Linked DNA regions of Homo sapiens: region 1 is linked to region 2. Evidence: read pairs that join two places in POLR2A ChIA-PET (ENCODE). Cell type or tissue: B cell. All regions are shown on one strand. Links, peaks and the distances in the headings refer to the core of each region. The heading gives the core; the rest is flanking DNA.

Region 1 (2,925 bases), core at 311-2,810, 120 kb before region 2:
GAGTTTAAATATAATCCTTATTTATAAATGAGAACACAGATTCAGAAAAGTGATTCACTCAGGTTATATACAGAAATCGGTGGAAAGGCTGAGATTCTTATCTCATGCTGTTCACCACCCCACAAGGCTTTTTAACAGTTGATAAATATTTGAATTATTATGGTCTGTGTGGCAGACATACAGGTAGACTGGCAGGCAGAAAGAAAGAAAAGGCAGTAGGCAGGTAAATTGGCAGTCAGGTAAGCAGGGATGTAGGTCTACTGGTCTCATGAGAATCAGTTGGATTGCTAGAGGCAAACATGGATCTCAGAGAGAAGTGAGTGCTCACAGCAGAACAAGGACGGTGGAGACAGAAACACTACAAAACCAGACCCAAACCTCTGCTGTACATTACAGCCTAAAACAGGCCTTGAGTCTTCAAGAACGTTTAAATTATTATTATTATTATTATTATTATTATTATTTTGAGACAGAGTCTCACTCTGTCGCCCAGGCTGGAGTGCAGTGGCACAATCATGGCTCACTGCAGCCTTGACCTCTCTGGGCTCAGGTGACCCTCCCACCTCAAGGTAGCTGGGACTACAGGCATGCACCACCATGCCTGGCTAATTTTTCTATTTTTTGTAGAGACGAGGTTTTGCCATATTGCCCAGGCTGGTCTCAAACTTCTGGGAAAGTACAAATTTTGTTTAGGATTCTATATATTAGAGGTCAGGGTCTTTTATTATGTCTAGAAAAATTTCTCATTGAAAATGTAGACAACATGTTGGCACCTGAAGAGATAAGCTTTAACGTATCTAGCAAATTCTCTTTTGAAGAATACAATCTGATTATGTGGAATAAAGGCAGCAAATACATATTTTTATCTAAATAAGCATTTCTAATGGATCTAATCTGTCTGAGGCTAAGGACTAGGTGCCCAGAAAGCACAACTTTTACCTTCAAATCTAAAAATATTTACATCTCTTTACCTATGTATATCTTTGTATACATATACACATACGCACAGATTACATATGCACACAAATACTCAAGTAGTATTTATTGATCACTTCTAGTGTGCCTAACATGGTGTTGCATGCAGTTTCACTTAATTCTCCCAGAAGAAACTCTGTACCTTAGGTCCCCATTTCTACAGATGAAAAAACTGAATCTCAGAGAGGGTCAAGATTCTGCTGAAGAGGCTGCAGTGAGCTGAAATTGGACCACTGCACTCCAGCCTGGGCAACAGAGTGAGAATCCATCTAAAAAAAAAAAAAAAAAAATTCTGCTGAAGGTGGTGGCAGAAACGAGTCCCTAGCCAGGTCTTTTGATTTGAGCTACATCACAAGCCAGACACTCTGGGAAGTACAGATACAGAGATAAGTTCATGTGACATTCAGGCATGCCTTCTCTGAAGTCTGCCTTGACCCTGAGGAGCAGTCAGTGTTTTTCTGAATTTTATTGCCCTGTGCTTTCTATCACTACCCTTACCACACTGTTGTTTGACTTGTCTGTTTACTTGTTTACTGTTTGTTTACTTATCCGTCTCTTTCACCAGATTATGAACTCCCTAAAGCTCACAGGTCCCTGAAAGGACTTTGTCAGATTCTCATTTCTGTGCACCTGATACCTGGCACAGAGTGATGCTCAATAAGCGTTTCTTGAAGAAAGGAATTAATGAGCCCAAAACAAGGGTGCAGAAGAACTGGGTTCTAGTCTCAGATCTGTAACTGACAAGTCTGTGTGCATGGGCAAGTCACTTCCTTCTCTGGGTTTCAGTTTCCCTACCTCTAATATGAGGAAGTCAGATTAAATGACCACTAAAGGGTCATTCTGGCTTGAGCCTTTCATGATGTTATGATGTTAAGAGAAAAAATGTGAAAAGTTAAAGGGACTTCATTAATCATATGATATTATTCTCCTAACAAAAAGAGAGCCTCCTTGTTTTGAGACACCCTAAATTGTGTCAGGTTTCATTTGTATTGATACTGTTCACCCAGAAAAATAATTAGCACTGAGAAGTTTTGAGTTCTATTCTAACCTCTTCTACCATAAAGTTCAAGGCCAAAGTTATACAACTATTTCTACAAGCTTTTTAGAATCAATTAACATTTGTCAAATGGAGAATAAAAGAGTCAATCCATTAGTAAGGCTAAGAATCTTATGGCTTAGGCAAAAGACATGATCATGCATCCATTCAGTTATTCACAAATATTTTTCGTTATTACTCTGTGCTAAATACTGGCACACAACGGTCAGCAGAATAGTTATAGATTTTACTAGTCTGGTAGGGAAGACAGACATTACTCAAATTATACACAAACTATTAATTACAGACCGTGAAGTGCTATGATTGACTCTTAAATTTGTGGCACACTTTTCGGGTTATAAAGGGCTTTTCTCACACGTGATTTCATGGGAAGTCATATAAAGAAGTTAAAAGTACAGATTTTGGTGTTACCTAGAACCGGGTCTGAGCCTGGCTTACCCACTTACTTACAACTGGGCTTTTGGGCAAGATTCTGAGCTTCTGTTTCTCTATCTTTTGAATGAGGAAAAAACAGGACATTCATCACAGGGCTGTTAAGAGAATGCAATGAGATGATGCATGAAAGTACTCAGCACAATGCCTGACATACAGTTCTAAACAGTAGCTATGGTTATTACACACATTTTTTCTACATAGCACTTTTTCTTTCTTCTTTCAGAGAAAAGACAATGTATTACGCCATTCTTGCATTGCTATAAAGAAATGCCTGAGACTAGGGCCGGGAGTGGTGGCTCACGCCTGTAATCCCAGCACTTTGGGAGGCCTAGGTGGGTGGATCACGAGGTCAGGAGACGGAGACCATCCTGGCTAACACGATGAAACCCTGTCTCTACTAAAAATACAAAGAATTAGCCGGGCGTGGTGGCACGCTTGAACCAGAGGCGTTGGTTGCA
Region 2 (2,925 bases), core at 300-2,799:
CACCACCACCCCCGGCTAATTTTTATATTTTTAGTAGAGACAGCGTTTCGCCGTGTTTGCCAGACTGGTCTCGAGCTCCTGATAATAGGTGATCCACTCGCCTCGGCCTCCCAAAGTGCCGGGATTACAGGCATGAGCCACCTCTTCAGGCCCAAGACAAAAATATAGTTAGAGTAGATGGGGAATAGTAGTGTCATCATTTGATAAACAGTAGTGCATGCTAAGGTAAATGAATAAACACAATTTATCTTATATGCCTGGAGCCTATTCCCAGGTAACTGGCCTTTTTTTTTTTTAATAAAAAGCTTTATTAAAAATAATTTTTGAATAATAAATACATTTGTAGGAAATTACTACCTTGAATTTTGTTTTAAATAGTAGACACCCCTTTATCTTCTCCTAGATTTACTTGTTAACCATTTTGTCACATTTGCTTTCTCCCTGTATCCATATTCTTCAGAATTTTTTCCTAGTTTTAAACTCTAGCTTGTGTGATTTTAATACTGCTTCTCCTGTTCCCTCTTTTTTTGAATTACCTGATATTTCTTATGTTTGTTGTGTATGTCTCTTGAAAATGGCAGATTTCTGTATTTTAATGCTTTACCTAATTGGATAGTTTTTAAGATAATAGCACTTATATTGATTTGATTTTCCCTTCTTTACCGATTTATTTTACATTTTTATTTTCTCTGTTTCTTACTGTTGCTTATTATCAACTTGTGATTCATTCCCTTACCCCGCCTCCCAGTTAATGTGGAAATTTTGTTATAATGTCTTGTTTCATTAATATAGTTAATACAGGTTGAGCATCCCTAATCTGAAAATCCAAAACTTGAAATGCTTCAAAATCTGAAACTTTTGAGTACTGACATGACCCACAAAGTGGAAAATTCCACTCCTGGTCTCATGTGATAAGTTACAGTCAAAACTTTTGTTTCATGCACAAAATTATTAAAAAGATTGTATAAAATTATCTTAGATTATGTGTATAAAGTTTATATGAAACATAAATGAATTTCATGTTTAGACTTGGGTCCCATCCCCAAGATAGGATAATATTCCAGAATCTGGAAAAAAAAAAAAAAAAAAAAAAAAAGATAATATTCCAAAATCCGAAAAAATCCAAAACACTTCTGGTCCCAAGCATTTTGGGTAGGGGATTCGCACCTTGTGCCCCTTTTCCTGTACTAGTACTTATTTCTCCTATGTTGAAAACAAGATTTTCAACCATTACTCTAGCAAAATGAGTCCTTTAGATTATTTTTATTTATTTTCTTCCCCATCATGTTCTTTTTTTTAGTTTTAATTTTTATTTTTTTTGAGATGGAGTCTCACTTTGTTGCCCAGGCTGGAGTGCAGTGGCGCGATCTCAGCTCACTGCAAGCTCCGCCTCCTGGGTTCACGCCATTCTCCTGCCTCAGCCTCCTGAGTAGCTGGGACTACAGGCGCCCGCCACCACGCCTGGCTAATTTTTTTTGTATTTTTAGTAGAGACGGGGTTTCACTGTGTTTGCCAGGATGGTCTTGATCTCCTGACCTCGTGATCTGCCCGCCTCGGCCTCCAAAAGTGCTGGGATTACAGGCTTGAGCCACTGTGCCTGGCCCCCCCTCATGTTCTAATTCCAGAAGACCTTAGAACATTTTTTGTGACTCAAATTCTAGATTTTGCTCAGTTAATTTATTTCTTTTGGTTTTGGTATTTTTCTTCCAGTTTTGTTCAATATTAATAACTAGTATTCTTTTGGTTAGAATTTGTCTGATAAATCTTTCTTTATCCTTTTACTTTAATAAATAGAGCAACATAATCTGTACTCTTTTTAAAAATTATAATTACTGCAAGATAGCCTGTGTAACTACAGCTGCAAGTCATTGATTTGTTTTTATTTACAAGCATCAATATTTTACAAAACTGAATTTTGAGAGCTGATATCATTCTTCCTTGAAAATTGAAGTAATTTAAAAAATACTTTTGCAGTAGTGACGTAGCTAAGATCTGAACATTTTAAATTATCCTCCTAAATAATAAAATATAATGTTCTTATTTATATGATCAGTCCTTTTGGCCTATGGCAGTTTATACTCTGCCAGGATTTTGGTTTGTTGAAGTATAATACAAGTTTAGGTCTTATTTTACTAGATAATCAAAACTGACTTGAACATAGGAATCTTTTTGTTCAAGACTTACCTTTAAAATTCTTGCCCATTTCCCCTTGGGTTAAATGCTTTTTGTTTGTTTGTTTTAAAGACCCCGTGTCTGCTTTGTGTTTATTTTTTTGAATGGGAAAAAATGAAAATGAAGTTAAAGAGAGGACTCTAACTTGGGGTGTTGAATTTCAGTATAGATTTTTTAAAAGAGTAACTTAGTAATTAACCAAAACTTGCTTGAACTTGAGTCTTTATGTTTAGACTTACTTTTAAAATTCTTAACCCGTTTCTTTTATTTTATAGCATAAATGAGATTTTTGGTTGGTTTATCTTTTTAGTTAGAATAAATGAAGTTAAAGATTCTAACCTGTATAACTTCTGTTGCCATGTGAACCTTTGATGAATGGCCCTTGTTTCTTTTCAAATGTAAATGCTTGTTCATATTCTCAGAAGCCCAGTAGTTTAATTAAAAATCCAGAATCTAGAATATCTTTTAGTTTTTTGGTTTTTTTTTTTTAAAAGTAAATTTGTAAAAGTTAGGCCTTGGCATGACCATGGGTATTCTGGCCACAACTAAAATGACTTCAGAGAGTTTTGTGTACGTGGAATGTATAATGTATATATGTATGTACATACACAAAAATAGATTTAAAAAATCATATCTACCCCCTCAAATCTGGATTTTTAAAATATCTGTGATTGTGTATCAGTATTCTGTTTACTCATGGATGAATTATCTGACTAGATTGTAAGGATATTGGAAATATATTTCCGAGTTTAA

The links. ChIA-PET counts read pairs that join two places held together with the same protein. Peaks named below come from ENCODE experiments on the same cell type or tissue, not always from the same donor. Only the 100,000 strongest peaks of a DNase experiment are listed, where the experiment ranks them.
Region 1: POLR2A ChIA-PET joins it to region 2 with 19 read pairs; 3 of 35 experiments call an interaction of 5 or more read pairs at or near these places.

The regions. Positions count from the first base shown.
Region 1 is chr1:51,577,396-51,580,320 of GRCh38, reverse strand. It overlaps EPS15-AS1 (EPS15 antisense RNA 1), which reads right to left. Exons shown (of 5, transcript NR_183651.1): 4 at 2,483-2,562; 5 at 1,011-1,244. It also overlaps a transcript of OSBPL9 not described here and the pseudogene CALR4P. Among named protein-coding and RNA genes, the nearest start is that of OSBPL9, 38 kb to the left of the region's middle. In B cell, for the core only: no CTCF peak of the experiment used is centred there; a DNase peak (open chromatin) is centred at 1,790; H3K4me3 peaks cover 1 bases; H3K27ac peaks cover 1,445 bases.
Region 2 is chr1:51,455,682-51,458,606 of GRCh38, reverse strand. All of the region lies in intron 8 of EPS15 (epidermal growth factor receptor pathway substrate 15), which reads left to right. Among named protein-coding and RNA genes, the nearest start is that of EPS15-AS1, 61 kb to the left of the region's middle. In B cell, for the core only: no CTCF peak of the experiment used is centred there; no DNase peak of the experiment used is centred there.